2 separate regions of the Homo sapiens genome follow, and region 2 is linked to region 1. The links are chromatin contacts, found by Hi-C or POLR2A ChIA-PET in ENCODE. All regions are on one chromosome and are shown on one strand. The core of a region is the stretch at or near the end of the contact, and the rest is flanking DNA. Distances in the headings are between cores, read along the strand shown. Region 1 holds the start of NRIP1 (nuclear receptor interacting protein 1). Region 2 overlaps MIR99AHG (mir-99a-let-7c cluster host gene).

The links. A loop is a pair of places that touch in the nucleus more often than their neighbours do. ChIA-PET counts read pairs that join two places held with the same protein, here RNA polymerase II (POLR2A). Pooled maps may share reads with other maps.
Region 2: a loop to region 1 is called in a map with no recorded cell type, with 6 times the contacts of the local background. The contact joins the enhancer-like site here to the promoter of NRIP1 in region 1. A Hi-C loop is called at or near these places in 1 of 37 single-sample maps with no recorded cell type and 2 of 50 pooled maps. POLR2A ChIA-PET finds 5 or more read pairs at or near these places in 1 of 52 experiments (activated CD4-positive, alpha-beta T cell).

Annotation. Positions count from the first base shown.
Region 1 is chr21:15,062,153-15,066,953 of GRCh38, reverse strand. It overlaps NRIP1 (nuclear receptor interacting protein 1), which reads left to right and starts at 1,954. Exons shown (of 4, transcript NM_003489.4): 1 at 1,954-2,209. RefSeq lists enhancers at 1,053-1,102, 3,553-3,602 and silencers at 1,433-1,612, 1,863-2,722.
Region 2 is chr21:16,194,464-16,199,264 of GRCh38, reverse strand. All of the region lies in intron 3 of MIR99AHG (mir-99a-let-7c cluster host gene), which reads right to left. Among named protein-coding and RNA genes, the nearest start is that of SNORD74B, 88 kb to the left of the region's middle. RefSeq lists an enhancer at 4,669-4,801. Within about 2 kb of position 1,909, at least 8 of the 41 ENCODE cell types and tissues checked have a DNase peak (open chromatin) inside an H3K27ac peak, as active enhancers do.

The DNA of each region.
Region 1 (4,801 bases), core at 705-3,204:
TTCATAAAAAAAGTTTGACCCCCCACTAAGGGCCAAGCTCCAATTATGCTGGTCATCATTGAATTGAAACGGTTTGCTTTGTATCAATTCTGAATAAATGATGCACTAAAAAACAGCAGACTTTATTTTGCCTAGAGCAGATTTTGAATTGTGGTATATGCAAATAATATGGTATTATATTATATGAGGTTTAACTATATAAAATGGCAACAGATTGCATAGTTCAATCACTAGGGTGATGAAAAATAATTGTTTTAAAATGTGCCATTGCCACTAAGGAAAACATTGGCACTATGTGCCCGGCACTGTGCTGGGTGCTGAATTTATTAAGCATTAATTTGAAAAATTGCTTTCACTTTCAAGACTGTGACAGTATTCTAAAACTCTCATTCATATTGTTTAAAGGTTAAGTGAAATTTGCAATACACAATACAGCCATTACATAACAGGCACAGAATACAGTTTCATGACTTGGATAGTTTTTGTTTTTTAAGCGCATTAGCAACTTCATTTCCAAATGCTATCAAATTCTTCAGGATATGAAAACCTACATATAAGAATGGAGTGCCTCATCGGCTCATTTGTCTTATGTAATAAGTGTTTTAACACGGGCATGCCGTTTCAGAATTTCGGGTGAGACTAAGCTGTACTTTAGCTTTTTTGTGTCAAGCAAAAACAATTTCAGCAACAACACTCGCTTCCCCTGGTAATTTTTTTCATGGCGAATTACTAAATGCTAGATGCTCAAGTCAAAAAGAAACCTGACATCTGGGGAGGTGTTGAGGGGGTGTTAATAGTTCTAGTGAGATGTCTGGGGAGCGTTGAGGATACGATTTTTCAAACAGCAAATACAAGGATAAGGGGAAATTATGGTTTCGTATGACTCTCTCCTCCTTCCACTTTCTCGTTTCACCAATCTGTGGCCCCCCCAATTTAGAGGCGGGTTCAGTGAGATTAGGCTGCAGGAAACCGAGAGGCTCCACCGCGCTGCCGCCCCGGCCTCGTGATGTAATTGTTATTTCTTATTCGGAGACCGAACCGAGGAGAGCTGCTGAAGAAGTAGCAGCCCTGCTCCTTTTCCCTTGTCTTGTTGGGTCAGATCCTTCCCGGGGATGATGCAGATTGGCTGACAGACTCCGCTGGAGACTTCGCAGTGACAAAGCAGCCGAGGATTAACCCTGCTCCTGGGTCCTACGTCTGTCCAGGGAGCTGAGCGGGGCGCTCCTCAGGTCTCCTTCCTAGTTTTCCTCCCAGAGTCGCTCCACACGAGTGCTGGGCGCCTACTACGTGCTGGGCGTGGGGTCAAAGTGACCCAGAGTTCGCGCCCGTGCCCCCCAACATTAAAGCAGGACACACAGATTACAAGGAGATAGAAATTGGGGGTGGGTGGGTGAAAGGGGGCCCAGAGAGCGCGTGTTGTGGGGTGAAGGGGAGGAGGTAGACGCTTAAGGCAGGCGGGGACCCTGGAGCGTCTGGGGCGCCCCGGCCCCCAGGCTGTGCCCAAACGGGAGCATTCGGCCTGGGTCCCAAGAGCGCTTTCCCCGGTCCCCAGGAGGAGCTGTCCAGGCGCCTGCAGCGGTCGCGGGCGGCTGGACAGAGCTGGGAGCCCGGGGGACGGCCCGGGCGCGCCGTGCAGCCCCTCTCTCGGGGACGCGGTCCTCTCGCTGCCTCCGGGTCTTGCAGCCCCGTCTGGGACACCCGGAGAGCAGGCGAGAAGGAAATCCACGAAACAGAGGGGGTTCCGCAGCTCCTGTGAGCCGCCCGGATCCGCGCGGCTTCCTCCTGACCGGGTGACAATGGGAGGGAGGGGGAGAAAAGGGTTAAGAAACTTGGCTGAAGAGCTGAATGGCGTGGGGCGGCGAGGGGAGGGACTGGGCCGCGGCGGACTCGGCGGCGGAGGGAGGAGCGCGGCTGCGGGCGGGCGGTGAGCGAGGCGCTCAAAGTCAGCCTCGCAGACATTGCAGCAGAGCCCCGAACTCGGGAGGCGGCGGCGGAGGAGGCGGCGGCGAGGCGCAGGGACGACCCGGCCCCACGCCCGCCCGCCACCCGCGCGCGCCCGTCCGCCCGTGGCCTCGCGTCCGCCGCTGCGCCGTGAGCGCCGCTGGTCGGAGGGAAGAGCTCGCCGGGGCGCCGGGCCAGGACGGGGCGGCAGGCGCCTTCGCGGACCGAGCCTGACGGAGCCGGAGGCTGGGAGCCGCGGCGGCCTGGGGTGAGTGACGGCCGCGGCCAGGGCGCCAGGAGTAGCGGCCGCCGGCGCCGCCGGAAACGGCCCGGGAGCGCGGCCCGCGTCGGCTCTCGCTTGGCTGGCAGGGCCGCGGGGGCGTCGGGGCGGCGGGGAGGGCGCGTTTCCGGGGAAATCCTGCCTCTGCTGCCTGGTTCGAGTCTCCGGGTTCTCGCGGGGGGCCGGGGCGGCGGGCCGGCAAGTTGTGGAGTGGCCCCGGGTCGGCCCGCCCGTCCGTGCCAGTTCTGGGCAAGGGGGCGGCCGTCGCGTGGCCCCTGAGCGGGGCCGGACTCGGGGGGCCGGGTCGGGGTTGCCCCCGCTCGCTTGCCCTCTCGGTCCCGAACCCCGGGCACCGCTCGCCTCGCCGCTCTCCGTCCTGCTGTCCAGCCGGATCCTGGGCGGCGCCTTTCGCCTGGGTGCCTCCCTGCTCCTTGCTCGCTGGATACCCGGCTGGGAAAGTGAATAGGAAAAGGGACAGCTCGCCCGGCCCCCACCCGACCCCGGGCCGCTCTGCCCGCACTCGCGGTCCCCTCCCGATGGCGAGGCTCACGGACCCGAGGCCTCAGCCATCATTTTACCAGGAGCCAGGGGCCGGCCCCCATTTAGGGTGAGCCCGGTGGAAGTCCGGGAGGCTGCCTTTTCTCCCTTCTTCTGTGTCCACCTTATTACGATTGAATATTGTTTTATGAAGGTTTCCGTGGATGTATTCTGCAGACCCTCCCATCCCTTCCAAAGTAGTTTCCCAATTTTGATCAGGAGTTGGTGTTCAGTCAGAAGGAACAAAGGAACCAACTGTGTCTTAGAGGCGGACAGGCTGGGAGTCTGTGACACATGTTGATCTCTGAAGCATTCCAGGAGTTTCTACCTTTTATCACGTCAATAATTGGCTGCTGAAGGTAGTAAAAGAAGTACGGAATGATAAGCACTTTTGCGTTTTAAAAATATTTTTTAATGGCACATTTTACTTTGGGGAAAAAAGACGTTCTTAGGCACAAGGATTTTTAAAAACCCAGTTGGTGGAACTGAGTTGGAGTTTGTTTCTGGTATTGTAAATGATTACATGTGGGATTGTGAAGGAAATTGTGTCCTTAGAGGAAGAGAAGCCATCTGTAGGTGTCCATAGTAAAAATGGTTGTCGGGTTATATGTGATGAATGCTCTTTCTGTTTCTTGGGGGAATTTGTGAAGCAAGGGGCTTCGGTAATTCATTCTTTAAAGTTATGAATTGCATTGAACCTGCTTATTAGTGAATCATAGGTTTAGTAAGTGGGTGGCATTATTCAGTGTTTAATCATCAGTTTTCCACCTTTGTTGAAGAGACAGTGAAATAATAGACTTTTTAAACAAATGGTGTTTCATCTGCCTGGCCCCTAAGTGTCGGTTGCCGCCTGGAGTATGTTGAAGTGTTTTTCACCTTCCAAGTAAGTGAGTTGCTCTGGTTTTGCCCGGCAGTTCGGTAACGTCGATAGGGTTTATTTGGTTCAGGGAGCACTGGCTTCATCACCTACAGTAACTTTTTTTCTGCCTGGGCATAGTTCCTAGAGACAAAGAAGGAGAATCAATTAGTGGAGCGGCTACTGCCCTGCAGGTTGTAGGATTGGTTGTTCTAGTCTGTTTCATACTCTGGTGGAGAAAGACCTCTTTCCAAACTTACCTTTAAAAGTGCCCTAGGAGTGTGAGTAAAATATACATCAGAACATAACAGAAAAAAAAAAGGACTGTTCGTTGTTGATTTTATTCAAATGAGTTAGTTGAAAAACCAGGTTTAATGCCTGTGGGAAGTTAGTTGAAAACCAGGTTTAATGCCTCTTTTACATGCATTTCTAAACTCTGCAGAACTTGGATTTTGCTAATTTTAACACCCTAAAATATTGTTAACTTTGCACTAAAGAAGTGTGTGAAGAGACTAAAGGCTTTTCTGACTCTTGCAGTTATAAGTGCAAAACATCATGATAAAAAATAACCTATACCACCACCTAGAGTCTGTTTGTTAGTTTATTGCTCATGAAGTTTGCTTAAATTGACATGTCTGTTACAGTTCTGATATAGTCGAAAATGATTAAGAAGTACTAGCTTTCAAAAGCCCGTCCAAGAGAACAATTATTTAAGTAATAAATAGCAAGTGCCACTTTAAATTATCCGTGCCACCTTTAGAATTGAAAATTATGACATATCAAGTTGAGTGGGCTATTCTCCAAAAGATGTTAATTCAGAAGATTTTAAAACGGAGTTTTCAGTTTGTGCGCCAAGGCAGTTCTGATTGCTTAAAGACTTCTGCGTTGTTATCAGAGATTCAAGAAATCTTCCCAATCAGATGCCATTAGAACTTTTTGAAGTCCAGATGAAACAAAAGCAAAAATACAGGAGAGCATTACAACTACAGAAATTCTGGAAATTCAGAAGTTAAGAGAGAACGCAGCCCATGACAGAGTTGTGATTCAGAGATATGAAGAGTAAAATCAATGTGAATTAAAGTGATAATCTGTTTTGCTGGTAGTTTATATGTGGTAAAGCAGTCTATTAAATGAGAGACCTTAGGGAGGCAGCTTTGTTGCCATGTGGCTTATCACATTGTCCATGG
Region 2 (4,801 bases), core at 660-3,159, 1.1 Mb before region 1:
TTTGCAAGGGAAAAGGAGGTTTATAATAGATTAAAGACTTTGCTTATGGTAACACATAGATCATAAGTGAGTCAGAATTTGAAACCAAGTTTTCTGATTCCAAAGCCCACGGCTTTGAAAACTCTTGTCAAGATGGCATTGCAATAATATGGTTTGAGCCCCGTGCCTTTGCTTCCAACATGTAACAATAATAGATAAGTTTTAAAAGAGGTGATATAAAAGAAAAGTAATAGTCAAAAACAAGATAAACATACCAGAAATAAACTATAAACACAAAGTGAGGTACACTGCACCAGATGGTGTCTAGAATGAGAAGCAAGCCAATCCTTGTATCTGCAAAGTAACTGGATGCCACATGTGTCCCACAGGGAGTAATAATCAGTGCCAAGCTTACTGATTAAAACCTGAAGGTAAGACAAGAGGAAGCCGAACAACTGACTAACACCTCCCTTTTCCTGGAGCCACGGCTTGCATAGAGCTGCTTTCTTGGGGAGGCCAAAGCAAGCAGCCATAATCTCACAGTCACATCCTGGGACAGACTGCTCTTTGATTTAGTGACTAGGTTTTTGATATCCCCATTAGCAGAGATTATAGACTGGGAAACGAGAGGGTACAGAGCCAACACTAAGACAATAGGAATGGTGCAGAAGGGCTAGCAATGAGAGAGAGAGAGAGAATTTTTAAATCCTTCTCATTCCAGTTAAGCCTGAAAACCAAAATTCTAAGCCATGAGAGAATGATATAAAAAGGCACCAGCAAAATTTTAAAAACAACATTCAGTGAAGTTATTCCAGAAGACATGAAAATAATAGAGCGGTTTCAGAATAACTTCAAAATAAGCATGCTAGGATTTTGGAAGAGACAAGAAATAACATCAATACAATGTGTAACAAAGTAAGTAGAAATAAAACATTTGAAGTGGCGATGAGAATCAATTAAAATTTCCAGAAAAGAAAAACATTGTCAAAAAAATAAATTCTGGAGTGGACATAGTCAAAAAAAGAATTAGTAAATGGGAAGATGTCTCAGTAATTCACCAAAAGTGCAGCACAGATAGATATATAAAATAGTGTGAAAGAGAATTTAAGAAATATGTATATTATGAAACTTTAACATATATCTATTATGGAGTTCCAGAAAAAGAGATTAGAGCTAATGTTAAAAGAAGCAGTGCCAGGCACTGTGGCTCATGCCTGTAATCCCAGCACTTTGAGAGGCCAAGGTAGGCGGATCACAAGGTCATGAGATCAAGACCATCCTGGCTAACATGGTGAAACCCCGTCTCTACTAAAAATAATAATAAAAAAAAATTAGCCGGGCATGGTGGTGGGTGCCTGCAGTCCCAGCTACTTAGGAGGCTGAAGCAGAAGAATCATTTGAACCCGGGAGGGGGAGGTTGCAGTGAGCCGAGATCCCGCCACTGCACTCCAGCCTTGGCAACAGAGCAAGACTCTGTCAAAAAAAAAAAAAAAAAAAAAAAAAGCAATATTTGTGCTTTGTGGGATCAAAATTGTGGAAATAATTTCAGGAAGATCAAAGTGTCTAGAAAGATGAACAAACTCTATGCTCTCTACCCAGTAAGAAGAAGAATAAAACTATACTGCTACTCTCTAGGAAAGTCTTTAAGGACCCATAATTTGTCTGGGATGATAGGATCTAGTCCTATAGATTATTTTCTATATTTTGATGGAATAAATCATCTTTAACATAAATTGTTCAATCCATTTGAAAGAATGCAGCTGATATAATATGTACTCTTAAAGAGAAGGCACGATTTCACTGTATCAGCTGTCAACTGCTACAAGGGTACAGAAGAGCCTGAAATTTAGTGACCAAGAGAACTGAAGAAGTAAATCAAAGAGTGTCATAACCCTGGCACATGTCCAGGCTACTCTCTCATCCCTATGTGAGCTCATAAGTGCACACACACACACACACACACACACACACACACCACCAACCTGGTCTATAGGCAAAGGAGAAGTAATCATCAATATGGTAATAAATACATAAGAAAAGCAACAAACCCACTAGTGATATATTCTGTAACAAGCGCTTGGTGTTACGCTTCACACCATTGGTGAAGCATTTTTTTTTCTTGTTTTATTCAGAACACTTGTCAGAAGACTCTTTCGTTTTATTTCATCTACACATGTCTTCAAAACTAAGTGCATAACTAGGAGGAAAAGACATTGCCTTAAGATGTTAGAGGCCTAAGCACAAGATATGTGTTTATGTTTGTATGTGAATATATGTTTTATATATAGATAAGAGAGATCAGCATATATTAATCTGTGACCATATAGCCACTGTTTCCTAGTAATCAAATACGTAATCTAAACATCTATGGAAGACTAGCTTTACATAAGAAAATATACACCTTCTTAAAATCATGGTATTAAAATTATGTGGTTGACTTCAGTTTTTAAAAGATGCCTCTGTCTCAGCAGCAAATCAATAAGTAAATATACAAAGAAAAGACAGGCGTTACTAGTTTAAGATTAAATGTTAGGAGAACTAAGAAGTAGGTCTTTAGTTTTTCACGATTTATGTACTTTCATTAGAGGGAAGCTCATTCTTTTGTAGCGTCTCTCCAAAGCCTAGTAACTTCCTGCCTTGTGGTTAGACTTTATAACCAAGTAAAATAATAAAGTTCCCTTTAATTTTTGGTCTTTACATTCATTTGGAGGGAATAGGTAAGTGGTAAACATTTTTTAAAACATCTTTATACAAAAAGGATAAACTTTCAAAGGTCTAATCTCTTGGCCTTTTAAAAACCCTCAGCCACACCTTAACTTTACTTGAGATATAGTGAAAGAAAATCCAAAATGATTTATATGTCCTTTCCTGACTATTCATATTAAGATAATAACAAAAGACCTTATTAACAAAACACTTTGGGCAATTATGATAAGACCACAATTTTTTAAAGCTCAAAAGATTCATGCAAATAAAATCTTTGACATTTTCTTTCAAAAAAAATATTTTCACTTTCCTGCAGCACTAATAAACAGCTAGGAACTGTGTATGTGGGCAAGGGAGAATGAATGTAACAGGTGACGAGAGCATAATGAACTTGTTCTCTTAGAAAAGGATTTGTCAGTCACATTTTGCAATTGTTGAAGGAAGCTTGTATCAAATCATAGAAACAGTTCGGAAAATAATTATTCTTTTTATACATAATTTTTGTATAAAGGCAAGCCTATTACTTAGTTCCACAACAGTTGATTTTTCCTTAAATCTTTGCAAAAGAGAGCTAAGTAATGCTTCAAAATTGCCTTATAACTGAAAGCACATTCATTTTTTTCTTAAAAGCTTTCTTCCCTTTGAAGAGTTTTGGAGCTTCTAACTCCAATATATTTTTTCAGTTTCTTAGTTTACTTTAGCAAACAGAATGTATAAGTCTCCAAAAACAAGAGCCTACTCTAGTAAATTTTATTTTTTAAGTGAGTATACAAAATTTGTATTACGCAGCTGCTCTTTAAAAAGTTTAAATGAATGTGACGCACGAAGTAACCACACAGACCTCTATATTTCATCAGATCAACAGGGTGAAAGCACATGTTTCACTTCGTCTCAGTTGGTAACATCTAATGCAGTCACCTTGTTAATAAAATTGCTTTTTTAGCAAAGTCAACAACAGCAATGATATCTTGGCACTTAATAAATTGTAAAACTGAATCTGCAATTTTTGCCAAAGAAAAACATTTCTATTAACATTTCTAGGAATAGTCTCTATAGGCTCTGATATTTTTAAAATAAGAAGCACATTTAAAGTAGAGTTATAAGTATGACTACACGGGGAGTTAAACAAAATTTACACTCTGAGACATTGTTCTCCAGAAAACATAAGCCTAGCAACTTTCAAAATATTTGCACCAAAATAAAAACTACTTGGTACCATTTCAAATTTTTTTAAAGTGTGTAAAGTTTCAATGAAATATGAGCAAACAAGACAAAAAGAAACAAAAGAAGTTTGCATGCCGCTTCCTAAAAGAAATTTAAACAATTCTTTGCCAGGAATAACATCCACATACTACAAGAAGGGAACTGTTGAAATCAAACACACTTACTTTTTAATATGTAAAGATGCACTTTTTTTTTTCCTATTTTAAGTTAAAAATAAGAGGACACACCAGTGATCTTGCTGGCAGTCAGATAACGCACAGGCCCTGACCCTTCAACTGGCCAGGAATTCTCACACAAAGCTCTTTTCATGCAGACTGCGCTATATATTCCTAAGATAAGGCGGCAAAACATGAAGCCGTGGAGAAGTGACACAAAGTCGAACTAAATGAAATGTTTACATATATTCTGTCACACCGTTGTTCCTTCATCATCTATCCCACACATGATTTGCCTAAAACAATGCTGATTCAAGTTGAAGAGAAGCATGATTTAAACCAAAGGACAATTTTCAGAAAAAGGACACACGAGACAATACAAATATTGTATTTTTCTGTTTGCATCACCAAGGTTAGTGTGAAATCAAGCAGAAACAAAACCACATCGTCTAAGAACTTCTAAGAAATGCTTTTGCTATAATTTCCCTCAAAGCACAACAGATTTCTTAACTTGTTTTACAACATAGAAAGTATATTTTAAATATAATATCTTAAATCTGCACTCACCATGAAAAAGCAACAGTTGCGTAGAGTAAAAGTGTGCTATTTTCTGCCCCTGTTCCATTTCAGTTTTGCCTATGGTTGTCCAACACCCAAAAGCCCAGAGCTGCCACCCAGAGGCCCCTTCCACAAGCTGGCTTATTTGCCTGTCAATCTGAGTGCCGGCTTCTCTATTA